Regions from separate parts of the Homo sapiens genome. Here region 2 is linked to region 1. A link is a loop called in an ENCODE intact Hi-C map of the cell type or tissue named here. Cell type or tissue: B cell. All regions are shown on one strand. Each heading gives the region's core, and the rest is flanking DNA. Links, peaks and the distances in the headings are about the cores only.

Evidence for each region. Peaks named below come from ENCODE experiments on the same cell type or tissue, not always from the same donor. Only the 100,000 strongest peaks of a DNase experiment are listed, where the experiment ranks them.
Region 2: it touches region 1 in a loop (6-fold over the local background); 4 of 110 quality-filtered maps call a loop at or near these places.

The regions. Positions count from the first base shown.
Region 1 is chr12:68,037,552-68,042,936 of GRCh38, forward strand. No RefSeq gene overlaps it. Among named protein-coding and RNA genes, the nearest start is that of IFNG-AS1, 51 kb to the left of the region's middle. RefSeq lists an enhancer at 4,656-4,905. In B cell, for the core only: CTCF peaks have their summits at 3,099 (motif pointing right), 3,326 and 5,051 (motif pointing left); DNase peaks (open chromatin) are centred at 3,110 and 4,980; H3K27ac peaks cover 1,272 bases.
Region 2 is chr12:69,067,770-69,073,154 of GRCh38, forward strand. No RefSeq gene overlaps it. Among named protein-coding and RNA genes, the nearest start is that of TODL, 63 kb to the left of the region's middle. RefSeq lists an enhancer at 94-1,293. In B cell, for the core only: CTCF peaks have their summits at 2,738 (motif pointing left) and 2,940; a DNase peak (open chromatin) is centred at 2,752.

The DNA of each region.
Region 1 (5,385 bases), core at 199-5,198:
CATTAATGAAAAGACCTACCTATTAACATTGATAACTAAATCTGGACTTCTCTCTATAAAGCTACCCAATTGGGTCCCACTGGCTGAACTTTATATGCTTCAGTGGTGTCTTAACAAAAGACTGCCTCTAAATTAGACTAAGTGTCTTAGAACCCTGTGGTCTAGAGAAATGAAGTGAAATGTAATAGCTGGGAGAAACAGGGCATTATACATCTTGAAAGAACTATCTTTCAAGATAAACTAGCACCCCACTCTAGCCCAGCTTCATGGCTGACTCTCAGAGCATCATATTTTCCACTGATGGGCTGAAGATTCATAAATGTAGTAAACCACTGAAAACAATTGCTTCATAAGACTTCTTTAGAAAATTCCTTATGGTACTACATCTACAATGTAGAGGGCTTGTCTTCAGCTCCCTCAACATCTCAAATTTTTTGACACATTCAGTACATGCCTGTTATGTCTTTAATCCCAGAACACATGTATTTTCCCCTTCCAGATGATTTCTTTGCAGATTTCACAATGGAGAAGAGCTGTCACAGGTGGAAGTAATCATGCTGTCACAAAGATATTACTTTTTTCTTCCAGTGCTGGAAGGCAGTCAGGAACAAGCCATGCATTAGTTTAAGAGCCATGAGATGTATAACTCCAGTTTTTTAAAGCTCATAGTAGAAAATGAAGAGGGGGCAATGGCATAGCAGGTGAATGCATTTGGGGTGTGTTACAGACCAAGCAAGAATCAATCACTTATGTCTGTCAGACCAGATGGATCTGGAAACAGTTTAATCCTCAGGGCCAATGTGATATGTTGTGATATGTGATATGTCACAATAATATGTTTTCCCCGCAGGTTTCAAGCCTGTTTAAAAAAATGTTTTTAAACTTGAAAGGAAGACAAGTGACCAATATTATAAGGTTAATGCAGAAAATAATGGTCATAGTATTTAATAAACTTCAATTTATCAAATAAACCTGTATGTCAGTCTTTCTGGCTTTAGGCCTGTTTGCATCAGAATTATCCTGGAGGATTCTTAAAACAACAAAAATAAGCACACAAACATCTATTTAATCATAAGGGAATTTTCACCTAAAATAATCTCCCCCTGTGATGTAGATTCACACTGGAGTTGAGTATAATAATTTTGCTCTCATCAAAAATAATCGGAAAGAGAGGAGCTTTGGGATATGTCATTTTGATCTAAGAAAACGTATTGGCTTTCTTGCTGCTTCTTTGGATTCTTTTTTGCATATCATCTGGCAAGTGAGCAGGTGCACAGCTCTGATAAGCAGGAAGGAACCCCCGACCCCACCACCACTGCCTCAGAGCAAATACTCAATAAATGGTCACCTCATTTCCACCCCCCTCCCTACTCCCACCCACCAGGCAAGAAAGCTTAAACCTAGTAAAATCTCTGAGTGCTCAACATGGAATGGAAAACCCAGAAGAGCAAGGTTGGAAATTGTAGCTGGGAAGTCTCAAGTTCTCTGGTTCCTCCTGGAAGAGGGCATGAAGGTGGCTTTGTGTAAATATGGGCATATTGATTTTTATTTGATGAGCCATAGAAAACTAGATAGTCCAGAAATAAATAAAGGAACTGGGAATGTTGGAATCCACAAATATTGACCATCAGTTTGGGATTGGCAGCTTCTCTCCTTCCCATCTTTATTACAAGTTATAGCGCCGTTACCTTAGATGCACACATGCTTTACAATAATGTTTTTGAAGCCAAGCCCTAGAGATTTCTCAAATATGCTTCCTATGTCTTTCTAGAGGCCCAAGCACACACCTCCCTCATTTATTGCCTCCTATTCAACTTGCGCAGCTTTTATGTGGTTTACATATAAAGCTTCTGTTTAAGATTGTGTTGTCTGGGCGCGGTGGCTCCTGCCTGTAATCCCAGCACTTTGGAAGGCCGAGGCGGGCAGATCACGAGGTCAGGAGATCGAGACCATCCTGGCTAACACAGTGAAACCCCGTATCAACTAAAAACATAAAAAATTAGCCGGGCGCGGTGGCGGGCGCCTGTAGTCCCAGCTACTCCGGAGGCTAAGGCAGGAGAATGGCGTGAACCCGGGAGGCGGAGCTTGCAGTGAGCCGAGATAGCGCCACTGCACTCCGGCCTGGGCGAAAGAGCGAGACTCCGTCTCAAAAAAAAGATTGTGTTTACAGGGTTCCACTGCACATCTCATCCAGGTTTTGAAAAATATTTAGATTTTAGGAGTTGCATTCTACTCTAAGTAACAACTCCAAACCTGCACCATATTTATTGGGTGACTTTAGGCCACAGTACCATTTTGTACAGTAAGGTATCTTCTTATGAAACAGAGAAGATATGCTTACTTCCTTACAGGATAAATAATGTGATGCTGAATAAGATAAACCTAAAGTTACTAAGAGACAAACACTGTATATTAAGTGTTATAACCACACATCAGAAGACCATTTTAGACTGTGGTTTCAGGGTGCTAGAATATTCGAACCCTGTTTGCTTAGCTGACTAATCTAACTTTTTGGTAAGACTGGTTATATTTTTTTCTGTATAGAGAAGAGGTGATGAGAGAAAGTATTCTTTAGTTTATTCATTCACAATTTTTTAAAAAGGTCACTCTGGTTACCGCATGGAGAGCAGAACTGGTGGGGAATCTGTTCATGCCTGGGGAGGCCATTTAGGCACCTGCTGCCGTCATCAAGGCAAAAGATAAATACCTAAGTTTAAAAGCAAATTTATTTTTACAAGGTATAGATGTAAACAAGTCTCATATGCATGCCCAATAGATCTACTTTGTCCTACCAAAGGAGAAGGAGGATAATGCAGATATAAACTCTAGAACAAGACTGCCTTGGTTCAAATTCCAGCTTTGTCATTGTAGGACCTTGCCTAGACAAATTACTTAATTTTTTAATCTCTGTTGTCTCATCTTTAAAAGGAGGCTAATAGTAGTATCTGCCTTATAGGATTGTCAAGAATAAAGGAGTAAGTATATATGAAGTGTTTAGAATAGTTCCTTCCAGTCAATCAATGGTAACTTTTTTTTTTTCCCCCAAGCATAAAGGATCTAAATGGGGCAATGTGGCTAATGGCCCCTAGAGGGCAGCAGAGGAATAAGAACAGAGTGGACGACAGGTTCAGAGAAAGATGTCCTGTCTGATGGAAAAACGGGGAGAAGGGCACTGTGAATCATACAAAATGGAGACTGAGCTCAGGGCCATTTATAGCCTGCTTTGGGGACGTTTTCTAATAGTTCAAATCACTTTGTAGACAAAAATCAAGGACTGGAATAAGTGTAGTAATGAGAAGGATCCAGTCATGCATCTGAGAGCATACGTCCAATAAACCTCACTCAAAAGCTAGCAAGAAAATCTTGACTGTTGGCAGGAAGCATAGCTGATACTGAGGGCTGGGGCCTGGGTGCCTTTCCACTTGGCCCTTTCCATGCGACCTGGGCTTCCTCACAGCATGGTAGCTGGGTTACAGCATGAGTGTCCCAGTGAAATCAGGCAGCAGTGGGATCACGTTTTAATGACTCAGAAAAGACATGTATCACTTCTGCCATATTTTAATAGTTAAAAGTCTAACAAAAGCCCTCTTAGTTCCAAGGGGATAGGACACAGACTCCAACTCTTGATGAGGGAGTAGCAAGTTTCTGGAAAACTATATTAACAGGAAATACTGTAGTCATTTCCATAAAATACAATCGGTCACAAAGTGCTTTCCTAGAAGTTCATACTGGATTCTTTCTGCCTCATTTTCACATACAAAGCATCAGCAAATCCTGACAGACTGGGCTGCAAAATACATCCCAAACCTGATCTGATCTCACCATCTCCACTGCTCCCACCCTCGTCCAACCCAACATGTTTCTCTACCTGGATCACAGCAAAGTCTACTGAGAGGTTCCTCATCTCCAATTTAAAACCCCATAATCTACTATTTATAGGGCAGCCAGTGAGAACTTTGAAAAAATGTAAGTCTAAGCCTATCATCACTGCTCATCTTAGAACTATCCAATGGCTTTCAATTATGCTTAGAATAAAAGCTAAACTCCTAATGGTGGCCCACAAGAACCTCCATATTTTGGCCCTATTTATCTGTCTCATTTCATCTTCAGGCTTCTTTCCACCACACTCTGACCTTCTTCCTCTCACTTTAGCTCCTGGGTATGTTTTCAACTCAGGCACCTCTGATCCCAAATCTCTTCATATTACACTGTTCCATGATTCAAATCTGCTTGAACCTTCCCAGACCACTCAATATAAATGAGCATCAGTCCCATCACCGTCTATTCCTTAACCCTCCTTTATTTTCCTTAATGTACTTATCACTGTCTGAACTTACACTGTGTATGCATTTGAGTCCTTGTTCATAGTCTGCGTCTCCCTCTAGAATATTAACACTTTATGGGCAGGGCTTTGTTTACTGCTTTATTAACAGTGCTTAGGTCCACTCAATAGTTAAGTTGAATATTGAATAAAGAATAAAAGAAGAAACAAAACAAACAGTATAGCCTTTCAAATCAGTGGTGGTGTAAACGAAGATCTATTATCACTGTCATGAAAACATGTTTGTGTTCTTTACTAGATCTGGGCTATCCTTTCTTAGTGTCCTGTGGTTTCATGGACTAGTTTAGGAATGGTTGGTTGTTTCTAATGTGTAGCACTTAAGAAACTTTCAGCTTGAGCCTAAGTGTTTCCAGTGCTGAGGTTCAGTCATGTCTGGGCATGTTTGGTGAGGTGGTGGTGACAGGCCTCAAATAATTCAATTCTAATGAAATATTTGGCTTTAAGTGGATGAGGAGGAAAGGTACTGTGGCTTTGGCGTGGGTGTAGTTGGGGGTAGGTATAGAGGAGAGGAAGAGAACCCGAGGACAGCGATGTTCAAGTGAACATGTTATCACTCGTCTGGGCTTCTCAACACAATTGAACACACTTCCTATATTTGGAGAATTCCCCACCTCCTCTGCAGCCAGTACACTGGTCTGTGACACAGACCCAGACAATCACGTGCACCTCAGCAAGTTTTCTAATCACAAGCATGTATTGCAAAGAAACAAGTGCCACCTAGAGCCCACTCTGGTGAGAATGGCAGCTGGTGAATTCAGTTACTAGAGGGAGGGATGGCTAAGGTCACACCACGAGCTAGTACCAGCAGGAGTCTGTGCCTGGTGGAGTCAGCAGTTATTCCCACCTGGTCTGTTCTTTACTGTGACTCTGAGAATTGGTGCTGGCTGGGAAGCCTCCCAGCCTGCTTTCCGGCCTCCTGGGAAATCTTATATTCTTTAATAAATTCCTTTTCTGCTACTACTAGATTTTAATTGGTGACAACTGAGAACTCTGACAGAAAAAGATGGGGTGTTTAATTCCAGTCTACTTCACTGATTAGGCCT
Region 2 (5,385 bases), core at 335-5,334, 1.0 Mb after region 1:
GGAGAAAACTTCAAATTTTGTGCGATGTCTTGGGCATTGGGACAGACAACTTCATTCAAGTTATTATTTGGTAAATTCTTGTTCTGTTTCCTGAGTAGTAGGATGAGGGATACAAATGAATAATTCAGAAGCAAACACTGAGGAATGTCTGATTTGCATAGGCTCGTAAATGAGCCTCCTAAACTGGGTTTTAAAAGAAAAAAAAAAGTGCTCTCGGATAGTTCTCAGGCCAAGTGAGGTCCCAGCGTGTTTGGTCGGCAGCTCTGCTGTCCACCCCACCAGGACCCGATATACTGTATTCTATTATTTAATTATCCTGGTTGGAAGGGGACATATATAATTTAGCCCTGGGAGCTTTAAAAAAATTCTTGACAATTAATAAATAGAATAGTCTTTTGTGTGATTTTAAAGTCACCGGAGGGCAGACATAAATTGTCAACTTACCTAAAAGAGAAACACTTGCCTTTTCTAGAGAGGCTCACATTGTCTTCCAGGGAGTGCATCATCCATAATTTAGCATAACTGCCTTGAAAATAAGTCTATAATCCTTAAATAACTCCGTGGGTCTCTTGCCTGGAGTCTTCCTTTCAACTTCTTTCATAGAAGAATTTATAATCAAATAATAACACTGATTTTAAAACAAGCAACCATACACACATCACTCAAGAACTTACTTAAGGTTTTGGGGGAGCCATTTCATTCACCAATCAAAATGAAGCAGCAACAACAGCAAAAGTCATCATGGTAAAACTTTAACTGAGGAGAGCACCTAAGGACTCGGTGACTCAGTGTTAAATGGATGGGAAGTCAGGTCATTTCCAATTATTGTGGCCTTTTACTTCCTGTTTCTCAGGATCAAATGAGAAAGGAGTGAGTCAGGAGGTGGGCATGATAACCCTGTATATCTCTGTGGCAGGGTGCCCTATTGTGCCTCAATGCCATTCAGACAGGAGCTGTTTATAGATGGTGACTCCTTCAGGTAACTGCTTGCAGAAGTGAATGCTTGGGAGAGTTCGGTTTTTGAGCAGAAGAAGAGAAGAATTTTGTGTCTGGCCTGGGAGAGAGATGGTGGAGGGCGGATAAAGAAAATAGAAGGGGAAGGCATAAAGTCCCATCTATTTTGCTCCCCCTCCCCACCCCCCAACACTCATACAGGTTCACACTGGCTGGAGGGGTTTCTCCAGAGCCCAAACCAAAGCACCTAGTTTGCAAGCTTGCAGCTTTGGGAATCTAGACGACATGCGCAGCATTGGGTGGTGATAGGGCCAGTCTTCCCACCTCTACCTTGCTTCCAAAGGCAAGGCGGCTTTTGTATTTAGACTCAGGGCAGCCACAAGCATTCCTTCTTAAGTAGCCCATCATTATAATTCAGCACGAATGTCAGTGTGACTTGTTGCCACTCACAGGCTGCGTCTGGTGAGGTCTGGGCTATTTTGGTTTTAGAAATAATTTATAAATCATTTAGAAATATTTATAAATGACTTTAATGTACATTACACTATCTCATTTAATCCTCCCAATGACCTTAAGGAGAGTACTACTGAAGAGACAGGGACTCAATGGCCTTTTTTTTTTTTTTGAGCTGGGGTCTTGCTCCGTCACTCAGACTGGAGTGCAGTGGCGCGATCTCAGCTCACTGCAACCTCCACCTCCCGGGTTCAAGCAATTCGCCTGCCTCAGTCTCCCAAGTAGCTGGGACTACAGTCGTGTACCACCACGCCCAGCTAATTTTTGTATATTTTTAGTAGAGATGTTGGCTAGGCTGGTCTTGAACTCCTGACCTCAAGTGATCCACTCGCCTCGGCCTCCCATCGTGCTGAGATTATAGGCATGAGCCATCGCGCCTGGCCTGGTTATAAGTCTCAGGGTGACAGAGGTGGTGTGGGCTGAGCTGGGGCAGGGACTCAGGTCCTCCAGGAGACCTGCACGTAACAGGTGACCAGTGCACCCTAAAGCCACCTGATGAGCACCGCCTCGTGCCACAAGAACACTTTCTAGCCAGTGTTTTACATATTTCTTGGATCTCTGGGAATTGCCAGTAGACAGAGTATGATGCTGCGTATTGGTGATTATGAATGCTGTTGGCCATGGGTGTTAGATGTCATCATGTGCCAGGCCCCTGAAGAACACAATCTGTTCACATAGTTCCTCTAAAACTTCGTTTTCAAAACAGGTCTCATCTTTCCTTACTTCTGCCAGCGTTCTCATTCTTGATTTTACATTTGGAGAACAGAGAATCTAGACAAAATTAAGAAGAAATTGAACATTGAAAAAAAATCAATAAAATAAAATCCTGAACCCAAGAATGATCAAATTTTACTTTAAAATTTAACTCAAAAGGGATAGTTGTTCTGGCCTTCAGACATGCTTTGTAAGAAAAAAAAAGGATGGTTGTTTATGCCGTGATGGGCTAATTGAATAGGTAAACATGTGAGGAATCCTTATTTTATTTCTTACGCTAAAATGAGAATCCCTGTAAATTGGAATGTAGTCTTATCTTATCGAAAGGTTTCACTGTTCAGCTCTGCTTACCCATCAGAATCACATGGGAAATGGCAAATCACAGAGGCCCAAGCTCAACCCTATTCCTACCGAATAGAATCTCTGGAGGTGAAGCTCTGTTTTAAAATTTTCCCAACTGGTTCTGATGCGTACCAGAGTTAAGAATCAACCAGCACACTGAACTCGCAATTTTAGCAAAAACCCAAGGAACCCAGGGGCCTATGCAGAAAGCAGGAAATGCCCTCTAGTGGCCAAAAGACGCCATCATCCATTCTCCATGCTCTTGGGCCCTGGGACCCATGGCAGAGTTAGAGAGGTGGCAACAAAAGTTCCAGTTGTAAACTACAGTATAATCCACTGATTCCACCAATATGCCCCTAAAAGTTAAACTGTAAGACCCATGAGGGCAGGACTCACTTGTTCTTGTCTTGCCCATGAGGGTGCCTGGCATAATGTCTGACCCATTGTGATGGAAATCCTAGAATTAAGGCTCAATTTTATGTGTTGCCTATTAAGCCTCAATTTTACATGTTGCCTTGACATATATGGTAAAATCAGGAGGGTATCAAATGGCCTAACTGCAAGTTTCTTCTCGCCTGTTCTGCTCCCATGAACAAGGTCCCCTAGCCAAATAGCCCTCCTTATCAAATGAACCAGACAGAGTTCCTGTTTATCCCGTACTAGTGGGTTCTCTGCCTGCTTAGGGAATTATTCAAACAAGTCAATCACTTCCTCCCACAGGAACTAGGCCACCTCACCCCCTTGATACTACAAATCCTGCCTCCATGGCACTTGGCTCTTCACTCTGGCCCTGAGTGCAACCCTGTGTGGCTCTGCATGGCATGGGGTATCTTCCTCCCCCGGGCTGTGACTTCATGTGACTAACAAACTACTATCAATCTCAACTGTCTAGTAGTGAGCTGTTGTGTGTTCAGCTATCCCCATGATCCTGGAGTGAAAATTGCTCTCACCAAAGAGGAGGCAATCAAAACATCCATAGCAAGTGTTTTGTAAATATTTGTTAAATGAATGAATGGGACCAAAGGGCTGTTGACAAGTTTAAATACCTTTATTTTATTGATTTATTGTCAATTTTCATAAACTTTCAAAGTGATCTTAGGCACAAATGAACAATTCAATGAATATATTCATAGAACGTTAAGGCTGGAAGATATCTTAGAAATCTTCAGGATTAACCTTCTTGTTTTATTTCTAAGACAACTATTGCTCAGACAAGATCATGAATTCCTCAAGGACAGTGTCTATATTTTATTTATTTTTGTATTCCCTTGGCTCATCACAGAACTGGTGTACAGTACATATTTGATAAATGAATAAACAAGGATTAAGTGAATTTCCCAGGAGTACATGGTAGGCAATGACACCAACAAGGATTTAATTCCAGAATTAAACAGATATTTGTCAAATGTCTTCTGTGAGCCAGGTGCAGTGACTCACACCTGTAATGCCAACACTTTGGGAGGCTGAGGCAGCAGGACTGTTAAGCTCAGAAGTTCGAGACCAGCCTGGGCAATATAGTGAGATCCTGTCTCTACAAAAAAAAAAAATTTTTTTTTAATTAGTTGGGCATGGTGATGCATTCCTCTAGTCCCAGCCCCCAGCCACTGGGGAGGCTGAAGCAAGAGGATTGCTTGAGCCTGGGAGTATGAGGTTGTGGTGAGCTAGGATCACACCAGTGCACTCCAGCCTGGGTGACAGAGTGAGATCCTGTCTGAAAAAAAAAAAAAAAAAATCTTCTGTGAGATACAGTATCTTGCTAGGTACTCTCTGAGAATGTAACTAGGACTCCAGGCAAGGGCTACAAAAATGAGAAAGACACAGTCCTTACCCTCAAAGAACAGACACTCTGCAGCTGTGCTGTCCAATACTGTAGCTTCTAGTGACATGAGGCTATTTAAAACAAAATTAATTAGAATTAAAAATCCAGTTCCTCAGTTAAATTAGTCACATTTCAAGTATTCAATGGCTAAATGGTGGCTGGTGGCTACCATATTGAACAACAGAGCTATAGAATATTTTGATTGCTGTGGAAAGTTGTATGGGATAGCATTGCTATAGAGAGAAAAATGTCATGAACCTGAAGCCATAATAGAAGGCAGAAGATGATAACAGAGGTACAAATTAATTGCCATGGGGTCAGAGAGGATTGTTTCAGAAAGTCCCCACATTATTCCAAGTTTTCTGAAGACAGGGACTCCTAGCACTTAGCATAATGCCTGACTTGTAGAAGATGCTCAACTCATTTATTGAATGAAAATAAACAACTTATAGCAGTAGTGCTTTTTTCGTAACATTTCAAAAACAGGGGAGTATAGAGAATATATGGCCATCATCAATGTATCCACAGACCAACTTTATAAAATTTTAACATTTTGCTATATTTGTTTCAAATATAGAAAAGTATGTACATATTCCCTTAAAACAAATATAAGATCTGAAACAAATATATACTACAATTTATCTATTCTACTTTAAATGGAAATGTATCCTATTTCCAGTTTTTACAATTACCAATAAAGCCATAAGGAACATTCTCATAAGTGTTTTTTATAGAAACATTCAGAGTTTATTCCCAGAAGTAGCATTGCTAGGTCTGAGGTTATATGAATCTTCAACTATTCTAAACATTGACAAGTTGATTTCCAAGGGGATTAACCAATATATAGTCCCATCAGCATTGTATGAATGTTCTCATTGTTCTGCATTCTTGTCAACACTCAGTATTGTCAGGCTTTTATTCTTTGCCAATCTGATAAAGTGAAAAGATTCACTGAAGTATTTCCTAGGATGTTAAAGACATAAGAACAAGGCAAAAAACCAAAAACAACAACAACAACAAAACTACCCTGTTATAATCCTGGC